2 separate regions of the Homo sapiens genome follow, and region 1 is linked to region 2. Evidence: chromatin contacts called from ENCODE Hi-C or POLR2A ChIA-PET data. All regions are on one chromosome and are shown on one strand. Each heading gives the region's core, a stretch centred on a gene start or an enhancer-like site at or near the end of the contact. The rest is flanking DNA. Distances are from core to core; before and after follow the strand shown.

Evidence for each region. Hi-C counts contacts between places; a loop is a spot of excess contacts on that map. ChIA-PET counts read pairs that join two places held with the same protein, here RNA polymerase II (POLR2A). Pooled maps may share reads with other maps.
Region 1: a map of HL-60/S4 shows a loop between it and region 2 (3-fold over the local background). The contact joins two enhancer-like sites. A Hi-C loop is called at or near these places in 3 of 168 maps with a recorded cell type or tissue (Caco-2, GM13977 and HL-60/S4) and 4 of 50 pooled maps. POLR2A ChIA-PET finds 5 or more read pairs at or near these places in 3 of 52 experiments (A549, OCI-LY7 and RWPE1).

Annotation. Positions count from the first base shown.
Region 1 is chr1:226,493,254-226,498,729 of GRCh38, reverse strand. It overlaps the pseudogene CDKN2AIPNLP1. Among named protein-coding and RNA genes, the nearest start is that of STUM, 53 kb to the left of the region's middle. RefSeq lists a silencer at 962-1,139. Within about 2 kb of position 2,834, at least 3 of the 41 ENCODE cell types and tissues checked have a DNase peak (open chromatin) inside an H3K27ac peak, as active enhancers do.
Region 2 is chr1:226,435,392-226,440,781 of GRCh38, reverse strand. It overlaps the pseudogene RPS3AP7. Among named protein-coding and RNA genes, the nearest start is that of PARP1, 30 kb to the right of the region's middle. Within about 2 kb of position 3,806, at least 3 of the 41 ENCODE cell types and tissues checked have a DNase peak (open chromatin) inside an H3K27ac peak, as active enhancers do.

The sequences.
Region 1 (5,476 bases), core at 1,585-4,084, 59 kb before region 2:
AGGTCCTCTTCTTGGGGACAGAGGGATGGAGGGGTCACCATAACAACATCACACACCTCAGAAACCCTGGCACAGCCTGCTGAGAAAACGTCTTAGGGAAACCTTGGCATCCCATTGATGGAGGCACTCTCTTGAGCGTTCCAAAGCTGCAGATCAGAGCCAAGATGCTCTTGAGTGAGTTTTCTGGGCACTGCAATTAGGCCATGGTGAGGAGTGGGAGAGAGCCAGAGACACAGCTGGGGATGCCGGACTGGGGACAGTCCTCAATGACAGGCCAAGGAAATCAGCAAACCTCCAAAGACCCTGTAATTTCCACATTGAGCTGTTTCATTGCTTTGATAAGAAAGGACCAAAGCCTCTTCATGGTTTGCTGGGCAATTTGCAGATAAATGGGCGGCAGCCTCCAGAGCTGGAGCTGATCCTGCTCTCTATCCGGGTGAGCTTCTGCCCAGCGTTAATTGGGGGCTAATTAATGTCTCTAAGGAGAGGCTTTCAGGCTTTCATGTGGATTGAAGGATCACTCTGGCAGGCAGCTACAATGCCAGTGTTGGCCTGGCTCGGGCCTGTGATGAAATGAGTAGGCCCTTCATGACGCGGGCAGTTGCCACCAGAGCCGGGCCTTGGCTCAATGAGCAGAGAAAGTCAAATCACCCACCAGCCTGGAAAATGCACAACCTCTGGCCTCAGGAGTGCCCCTTGCAGCACCGATGCATGCGGGGCCCGCAGACTTGCCCCCCCAGGGTCAGTCTCCTCCTTGCCCTAGGCTGAGGCTGGCATTTCCTGGCAGACGAGCTCTCAGGGAAGTCATAGAATCTTGGAGTTTCCATCAGAGGCGGCCTAGGGAGCCCAGTCCTGTGTCTGAGCTCCTGCATCACACCTGTATTGCCCTGCATGGAAAATACAGGAAGAGCTTTGGAGAAAAGAGAGAGGCAACAATAGAGGAAGGCAATGGGAGGTGGGGAGGGAACCAGGGCAGCACCTCTGCTTTCTGGTCAGGTGGCAATGCCACACCATGCCTCCATGGGAGGCTCCAGGGCCGGCCCATTCTCCTCACCTTCTACCTTCTCAAGCAAGGCCAGCCAGGCCAGCACTACCCTTCCCTCCCACTCCCTGGGCAGAGAAAACTCTGTCAGGATACCTGAGTTCCTGCCTCCACTCTGGGTGAGTGACCTTGGGTGAGTCACATCCCTGCTCTGGGCTTGGTTCCCATCTCTGTTAAATGGTGGTGGGATCACTGGTTGCTCCCACATACTGACACCTCCGCACTGGCTTGAAGGATTTGCGTGGAGAAGGTAATGAATTCCTTCACAGAGCAGAGGGCTTAGCCCAAACATCTAGCAGTTCCCCTCCCCACTCCTGTGGGTACCATCAAGGATGACTGCCCATCAGGTTCCACCAAAACTCTTTAGCCTACATCAAGGTCCCCAAGCCCGCATCTCGCCAACCACTCCCTTGCCTGGTCCTCCAAATGCCCTGCTGGTCTGGTTCACTCTGCCCCACCTGCCCCATCCAAACCAACCCCCTGTTCCCTTCCTTACCCTTTACCTTGCACCGTTTCTCTTCAGAGCACATTTCACTGCAGATATTATCAAACCTGGTCATTTGCTTGTTGTCTGCCTCTCTCTCCCTGACAGCAGGAACAGGGTCTGCCTTGATCGCTGCTGCACACAGTAAGTGCTCAATAAATACTATTGAACAAGTGAATGCACTAGTGTGCTACCACCCTGTCTTTGCTCCCACAGCTCCCCTGCCTGCCCTCCCTTCTTCCCTTCCATCCATGCTCTTCACCCCTTCAGGTTCCACCTCCCTTGCCTCTGGAAGCTTCCCCGCCTCCCTGCTTGGAACACTCTTGCTCTGACACCTGCAGTGCCAGGGATTCAGCTGGCCTCCTGTGCATCGTGGTGGGAGCAGAGTGCCGGGGACACAGGCATGCTCAGAATGTCAGCCCTGGGGCCAAAGGTTGGGACACACAAAGAAAACCAAATCCCACACACATAATTGGCATGGAGGAAAAAATCTGCTCTTTCTCAAAGCCTCCAGCCCACAGAACTCCATTTGTCCCTTCCGGGTACCACAGATGCTTAGTGACAGCCAAGATCTGTCTTGCAGAAGCAGGAACCAGAGAGTATTTCTGGCCCAATTAAGCTTGAGTGCTTGACAAGTAGGAAATGCAGCCTCACCTCTTTGTGTTGCTAATGTGAGAAACATATGGGCTCTGTGCATCTGCACTGTCTTGCTCGCCTTCCTGCAGGTGCGTCACACCAAGGGCACGGCAAATGTGCAGGTACAGGGAACAGTACTGGGCAGGATGAGGGGTGTCTCTAAAGCGATGTGGCCGACTATCATGTTGACTTGTGGCATCGGTCTCGGGCAGTATATATGCGTATTGTTTTGCAAATGATCAATATTAGAAAATCAATCAATTATCTCCATTTCAAAAGCGTGAGGACTCTTCTCTTCACCATTCCTATTCATAGCATTGGGTTTATAAGTGCAAACAATGATGCCAGTAATAAGGTTTCTATTCCTTCTTCTTCCAGGCTTGGCAGATCGTATGCTGTCAGTTTTAGCTGGGAGACCAGATTTGAGACATGATCTCTGATTCAACACAAGATAGGTAGTTTGATGGAAACTCAGATTAGCTGGATAGTCTATTAAGCTACATATATTTGAAGAACTCTTAAATAAAGCATATCTACTCTAACATAGGTGGCCCATTTGAAACAAGCCCTGTTCAGTGCAGTAAATGTCTGACTCACCTTGAGAAAGAAACTACAAGTAAGCACCTGGCGCCCAGGGCCCAGAGAGACTGCCCTCCCATCCTCCCTGTCTGGACTGGATCCTGCCCCGCCCTGGTCACTGGGAGGCCTGTTCCAGGTCCTGGCTCAGGGAACCCTGCTGTCCCACCCCACACTGTTTGCTGCCTCTGTCCGAAAGGCCCCCTCCCTGTGCCAGCAGCACCTTGCCTTCGTGTGGACACAGGCCTGGTGTGGCACAGGCCCTCCTTTCTCTTGGGTTCTCTATGGAAATATAGGAAATGGGTCATTATAGTTAGGAGTGTCTGCATGTAAGACAGATGAGGTGTTGGTATGTGAGGGGGAGAAGGGGTGGTAATCTACAAATACCTTGTGCATTTATTTAAGCTCTAGGTAGCACTTAGCGTGTAGCTGGTGGTATTCATTTCCCAATCTGTGTCTAGCACAATGTGTGGCATAGGGTAAGTCCCAGGAGGAGCTGGGGCTGAATATGAGCATGGTCAGGTAGGTGAGGGAAAAAAAAAAACAACAGTCAGGTTGGGCCATCAGAGTCAAACTAATTACAATATTATTAGTTACCATTAATTAAGGGCATCCTTTAGGCCAGGTGTTTTACAGACTTTGAACAGCTGAACCCTTATAGGCCCCCAGTGAAAGAAGCATTATCAGCGCCACATTTCAGATGGGAAAACCAAGGCTCAGAGGGGTTCAGCAGCATTCCCAAGGTCACGCAGCTTGTGACACAGCCAGTTGTCAAACTCAGAATAGTCTGACCCCAGCACCTGAGTTCTTGACCATCGTATACTTCTCTTCCTTCCCTTCCCTTCCCCTCCACTTAGAAAGAGCACATAGGGGCTGGGCGCCGTGGCTCACGCCTGTAATCCCAGCACTTTGGGAGGCTGAGGCAGGCAAATCATGAAGTCAGGAGTTCGAGACCAACCTGGCCAACATGGCAAAACCCCGTCTCTACTAAAAATACAAAAATTAGCCGGGCGTGGTGGTGCATGCCTGTAATTCCAGCTACTTAGGAAGCTAAGCCAGGAGAATCACTTGAATCTGGGAGGCGGAGGTTGCAGTGAACCGGAATCGTGCCATTGCACTCCAGCCTGGGCAATAGAGTGAGACTATGTCTCAAAAAAAGAAAAAAAAAGAAAAGAAAGAAATGAAAAGAAAGAGCAAATTCGGGGGGGTTCTCTCTGCTTTGGAGCCCCCCTCCCTCTGTCTGTGTATGAGGGAGCTTCTATCTTCTGCCTTCTCCCATCTTTCTTGCCTATTAAACTCTCCACTCCTTAAAACCACTCCATGTGTGTCCGTGTCGTTTTTTCCAATTCAATGTGAGACAAGAGGCCTGGTGTTCCTCCACTCATCGGAGCGGTATGATTTTGGTGCATTGGCTGGGAAAGGAAATTCAGTCATCAGACTGGTGAATATGGAGCAGATTTCAACGTTAAATCTCTCCTTTAATCTCAAGGCTCTCTGCCAGCTACCCTGTCACCAAACTTTCTTTCTCTTTTTATCCACGGTCTCTTACTCTCTCTCTCTGTATGTCTAATGCGCAGGAATCTTTACAGTTCAGGGAAATAGGTCTGTTAGAAAAGATCGCGAATCACAGCAGGCAGTAACTCAATAACTCTCTCTACGGTTTCTCTGGCAAGCACATGGTATTTTTAAGCCACCTAGTGCTTAAATCAGGATCTAGGCCTCTTCTGAGAACGGGAAGTTTCTGCTTTTAACAGTTAGGAGTAAAATGTGTTTGGCAGCCAGATTTTAGTCCCCGTATTGTCCCATCAGTGGGAAAACGGCCATTTGATTCCTACGTTCTTTTAAGGCATCTATTTTGTCTCCGATTAAGAGAGTACTTAATTAGTAAGGGAATTTTAAGTTCGGAAGTTAACCAGAACTGTTTTAAGAGTAAGTGCTTTAGCACGGGCTATAATAGCAGGCAATCTAGCACACTGCCTCCGTTAAAAGAGCCTTGCCCAAAGGCAACACAGTGTCTCCAGAGGGAGTCAGGCAAATCACGCAGGTTCTAGGAAGTCAAAGGGAAATCACACAAGGCGGATAAACTAAGGCTGCGTGGGACGCATGGTTAGCCCCATCACTTAGTTCATCCGGTTCCATGGCTTGGAGGACCACGCCTACAACCATGGCGGGGAGGGGTGGGGTGGGGGGCATATTTTAAAAAGTTCCGGAATCCAGAAACCAAGGAGGTAAGACATTTGGAAGACGCTTCCTGTCTTCTCCTCTACTCTGGGTCATATGGAAAGGAAGGGGAGTAAGAGGATGGTTTTATTCTCGCTTCTTTTTCTAAATGGGTAATAAATTATCTTCATCTTGCACCCACCCCTCTGGAGTGCTGTAACTTCCTTAACCTCAGAACTTTAAAGAAAACAACTCATTTTATTTTGCACAAGAGCATGGCATTTCTACTAAACCTCTGCAAGCGTTGTGAGATCAACCCAGCTCTTTTAGCAACCACTTCGGGCAGGCAGGCAGCCGAGTTCGCGGAGCAGTTTCGCTCCTACTTACTGAGTGAGAAGCAATGGAAGGCCCTCATGGAATTCATCCTGCGCCACCTGCCCGACTACCATGACCTGCCCAATGGCGGTGGCTGCCTGGACCAACTGCTGTCCCTCTCCATGGTCTGGGCCAACCACCTCTTCCTGGGCTGCAGTTACAATAAAGCCCTTTTAGACAAGGTGATGGAAATGGCTGATGGG
Region 2 (5,390 bases), core at 2,557-5,056:
CAGCACTTCGGGAGGTTAAGATGGGAGAATCACTTGAGGCCAAGAGTCCGAGACCAGCCTGGGCAATGTAGCAAGACCCTGTCTCTACAAAAAATTAAAAAACTAGTCAGGCATGGTGGCAGTCACCTGTAGTTCTAGCTACTTGGGAGGCCGAGGTGGGAAGATCATTTGAGCCCAGAAGTTCCAGGCTGCAGTGAGCTATGATTGCACCAGTCTCTGCACTCCAGCCTGGAAGAGAGACCTTGTCTCATAAAGAAAACAAACAAACAAACAAACCAAAGATTAGGAATAGCCAATAAGTACTTGAAAATATGTTCAACATCATTAATCATCATGGAAATGCACATTAAATCTATGATTAGATACCACCACATATCTTCTACAATGACCAAAATATAAAATAATAACAATATCAAGTATTGATAAGGATATGTGACTATTGAACTTTTGTACTTTGCTGATGGGAGGATAAAATGGTACAACCACTTTGGAAAGCAGATGGCTAGTTTCTTACCAAGTTAAACATACATTGTATCATATTACTCAGAAATTTCACTTCTTGGAAATTACTGAAGACACATGAAAGCATATAAACACAAAAATATTTGTACATTATTGTTCATAACTGCTTTATCCATAATAGTCCCAAGCTGGAAATTATATATCCATCAAATTTGTATTTTTGTAAAAATACAAAAATTATCTGGGCATGGTGGTGTGCTCCTGCAGCCCCAGCTACTTGGGAGGCTGAGGCAGGAGAGTCACCTGAACCCAGGAGATGGAAGTTGCAGTGAGCTGAGATCACGTCACTGCACTCCAGCCTGAGAGAAAGAGCAAGACTCCATCTCAAAAAATACAATACAATAAAATAAAAAATAAAAGTATACATATTCAATTTTTTTTCTAAATTTAAGCAAGGAAAATTGGGGAAAAAAGCCAAACCTGCCACCTGCTAACAATTAGGAATGACTATAACCAGAATTGGGTAAAGCTTTAAAACACACTGAGGAACATAAAGGAAGGCTGGAACAAAGGGAATAAATATACCATGTTTTTGGAGAGGAAGACTCAACATAATAAAAACTTCAGTTCTCCATAATTTACTTGATAAAGGGGATGCAGTCTATTACAAACACCATTTTTTTAACCAGACAAACTGATTATAAAGTTTATAGGAAAAAATGAACATCAACATATGAATGAAAAACAAACCCAAAAGGTGTGGTATATTTGAATATTCAATGGAATACTACTCTGCAATAAAAAGGAATGCAACATCATGGGTGAATCTCAAAAACATGCTGAGCAAAAGAAGCTGGTCAGAAAAGAGTACACATTATTTGATTCCATTTCTGTGAATTCTGAAACAGGCAAAACTAATTTTCTTTCACAAATAAGACTTTTTTATTTGCCACTATTGTAAGTCCTAACTTCAAACAGATTCAAGGACCGTGGTTCATATCCATCAGCTCGTTCAACTTTAGCACCTGTCTCGTCCCCAGTGGCTTTTCCAGAACTGCTACCTTCACCATGAAGCTCCATGAGTTTTCCCAGTTCAGACTTGGGCTTCTTCAGCATTTTTACTTTGCTAATGAAGACATCATGGAGAGGACAAACAGATTGGCAAGCCTTTTTATGTCTTTTCCAATGCTGTCTGCAATCAATTTATTGACCACTTCTTTCAGGTCATTTGTCTGCGCCTCTCAGGTCATGATTTCCAAAATCTTCTTCCGGATTTGGCGGACTTGTTGATGCTGAGCATAAGAGGTCTTCCATATCGGATTGTTGTGTTTCTTAGCAAAACCAACACAGAACAGACGAAGCACGTAACCGTTGGTAGTCTTGACATTGACAGGAGCTTCAATCATTGTCTGCCATTTTTTGACCATGGAGCACATTTTGTCACAGGTCAGATCCATGCCATGGAAGTTAGTCAGGCAGTTTTTGCCCTGAACATCTTCAGTAATCAGCTTGAATTTTCTAAATACAACATCATCATTCTGCAAATCAGCAAGACTCACTTCAAACACACAACCCTTGAGGCCATCTGATACATTTGGGTTCCTTCAGTCCTGGTGACTAGCATCTCTCCAATATTTCTTGTGAACATAGCAGGTGCTTTCACATCATACCAATCTTTCTTAGAAAATGGATCAACCACTTTCTTCCTGGCCCCCTGTTTGCCACCTTTCTTAAGGTGCTTATTCTTGCCAACTGCCATGGTGCTGCTCAGAGAGCCAAAAGAGCTGAGAGAGCCAAAAGCAAAACTGACTTATAGTGATAAAAATCACAGTAGTGGTTTCTCCCGACAGGATGGGAAGGGTGTTGATTGGGCAGGGGCACAAGTCAATCTTTTGGGGTGATGGAAACGTTCTATACCTTGATTGATTCAAAACTCTTTGAACTGTATGACTAAAATGAGTCCATTCTGTTGTATTAAAATCATAGCCCAATAAGGATGATTTTAAAACCACACCGAGATAACCTTCACCTATCAGACTGACAAAATTCCAAAAATTTGATAACACTCTCTGTTGGCAAAGCTGTGGGGAAAAGACACTCTTAGATACTCCTGGTGGTGGTATAAATTAATGCAACACTTACAGAGGGCAATTTGCCAAATCAGTCAATATCACAACCACGTACTCCCTTTGACTTAGCAGTTACACTTTTGGGAGTTTATCCCACAGGAATACTTACATATATGCAAAATAATGTATGCACAAGTTTTTTTGATGCAACATCATTTGGATTAGCAAAAGTTTGAAAACAAACTGAAGGCCCATCAATAGCAGACGATTTTTAAAAATTGTGGTATTATCATGCCCTATCACAAAGGGCAGCTATACAAGAAAGTGAGGATTTTTTATGTACTGATAAAGATCTCCAAGGTATGTTGTTAGGTGAAAAAGGTAAGGTATACAGCAGTATATATGTGCAAAAAAGGGGGAGAAAATAAAAATATATTTTCACCTGTTTGTATATGCATAAAGAAACTCTGCAAGCATACACATGTTATTATAGGATAAACCAAAGAATATAATGGAAAAGAGGAGGGCTGAAGGGAAACTGGGCAGATAGAGATATAAAGAAGATTCTTCACTGTTTGTTTGCTTGTTGGTTTCATTTACAAGCCCTACATGTGGCTTCTGATTCATTGATTACTTTCTAAATGTATTTTTTTAGTTTTGAACCATGAGATGTAGCATCTATTCAGAAAAGGTTAATAAAACATTTTTTAATTTAGTAGTACAGAAAATTACCAAAAAAAAAAAAAAAAGAAAGAAAGCAAGAAAAGAAGGGGAAGGGAGGAAAGGGAAAAATCAATGAGGAAAAAAGGGAAGGAAAAGGAAAAGAAAGAAAGTAATCTAATCACACCACCCAGGAACAACCAGCATTAACATTACGTGACCATTGGCACACTCAAAGAGAAGAGTTTGGCCCGGGTTTCCCCTGGAATTGTGTCCAAGCTGTGATAACTCCCACCCAGGGAGGGGGCAGAGCTGACGGGAGCCTTACGCTGGAGGCTCTCTCACCCAGCTCTCTCAGGCATTGTACACATAACCAGTGTCCGGGGCTGACAGAGTTCCTTTAGCAAGAAAAGCCAAGCTTCGCTAGCTCACCTTGCCCCATCTGTTATGCTTGGATGCCAGCCACCTGCAGGAACTTCAATTATTTCTGCAGTTCCCCAGGGGCGTCTCAGATGTGTTAACAAATAAGTCCTGGGTGTCATGTGCCAGCTACCACTCTTCCTCCTACTGCTGCTGTCCAGGTGCAGCCTCCTTTGGTGATGGCTGCTGTTGGGACCTTGGCTGACTACCGAGCCTTGTGAAGGTACACTGCAGCTTCCTCTGGGATCAAGCACCACCAGCACCCAGTTAGCTCTGCTGGTACAACCAGTACTGCCACCACTGGTGTGACTGATATGCTAGACCCCTCGGGCTGCCTGGGCTGGGCAGTGGTCTGTGGCAATGTAGGATGGACAGTTTCTTCCTGGGATGTTTTCCAGTGAGGTCCTAAAGCAGGGCTGCTTGTGCACTGATGATGTGGTGACGTTGTAGTTGATCCTCAACATCCATTCCGCCCCAGATGAATAGTCTAGCCCAGTCCCAATAACTTCCTCTAGATGTCACATCTGCAGCTGCCAACACTGAGGATGAAACATTAAGAGATGGCAAGAGCCTGGGTCCTTGGTGAGCCCTGGAATCAACTCACCTGGAGTCTGATTAGCTCTGGAATTTCCTCTTTTCTTTTTTCTTTTTTTTTTTTTTTTTTGAGACAGGGTCTTGTTCTGTCACCCAGGCTGGAGTGAGGTGGCACAATCATGGCTCACTGCAACATCAACCTCCTGGGCTCAAGTGATCCTCCTGCCTCAGCCTCCTGAGTAGCTGGGACTACAGGCGCATGCTGCCGTGCCCAGATAATTTTTTTTTGGTTTTTTTTTTTAGTAGAGATGGGGTCAAGTTCTGTTACCCAGGCTTGGACTTTTCCGTTACATGAAATAAGATTAAATAGTTTTAGCTCATTTTGGGTTGAGATTTTCAATTTGAGCAATTGGAAAGTCCTAATTGAGTCAGTTGAATTAGAGGATTTTCATGAATATATCTCTTTAGTCCTCTCTTTTCCTTGGACTGAGACATGGTCCACGAAGAGCAGAACCAGTGAAAATCCGAATCACAAATCTCTTACTGGGCTCAGAATCCCTCTCCTCCTTGGACATCCAGGGACAACCAGGAAACCACTCCCAGGAGAAGCTCTGACTTGGTGGCGATTGGACAGTTGGTGGGTCAGTACTGGCATCATTGGTCAAATCCTGGCCCAGCAGCCAGTGTGCTTAAGCCATGTCTTTAGACTTGTGACACAGAAAGGGCAAAGGCTTTGGAATTCTGACCTGCATTTAAATCTTATTTCTGTCATTTACTGATTTTAGACCTCCAGCAGGTTGTTTAGCCTCCTTAACCCTTAATTTCTAATCTGTAAAATGGAAGAAATATAAATCGACCTCAAAGAGTTTCTCCATGTATTCATTCCTTCCCTGAGTGTTTTTGAGCACTGCCCACATGCCAATGTCCTAGGCACTAGGATATATCAGCGAAAAGCAAATGAGTCTTAGAGAGGAGTGTGCGTTCAATCAATGCCAGCTTCCTTCCTCTCCATTTACGTCAGTTGTAACCTCCTAGAGGTCAGGAAGCCAGGTCTGGGGAAGTCCAGGCAGGCATATGCCTCTCCCACTGACCCATTGCTCCAACCTGGCAGAGAGGAGACCCCTAGGATGTGTAGATCTGCACACCAGAACACATCAGTACCTGGGGCCAGGGGTGGTAGGCTGGCCAGCTGCCACCATGGCCCGCTCTAAGACACCATGGGGTACCCATGCCAGACACTGGCTC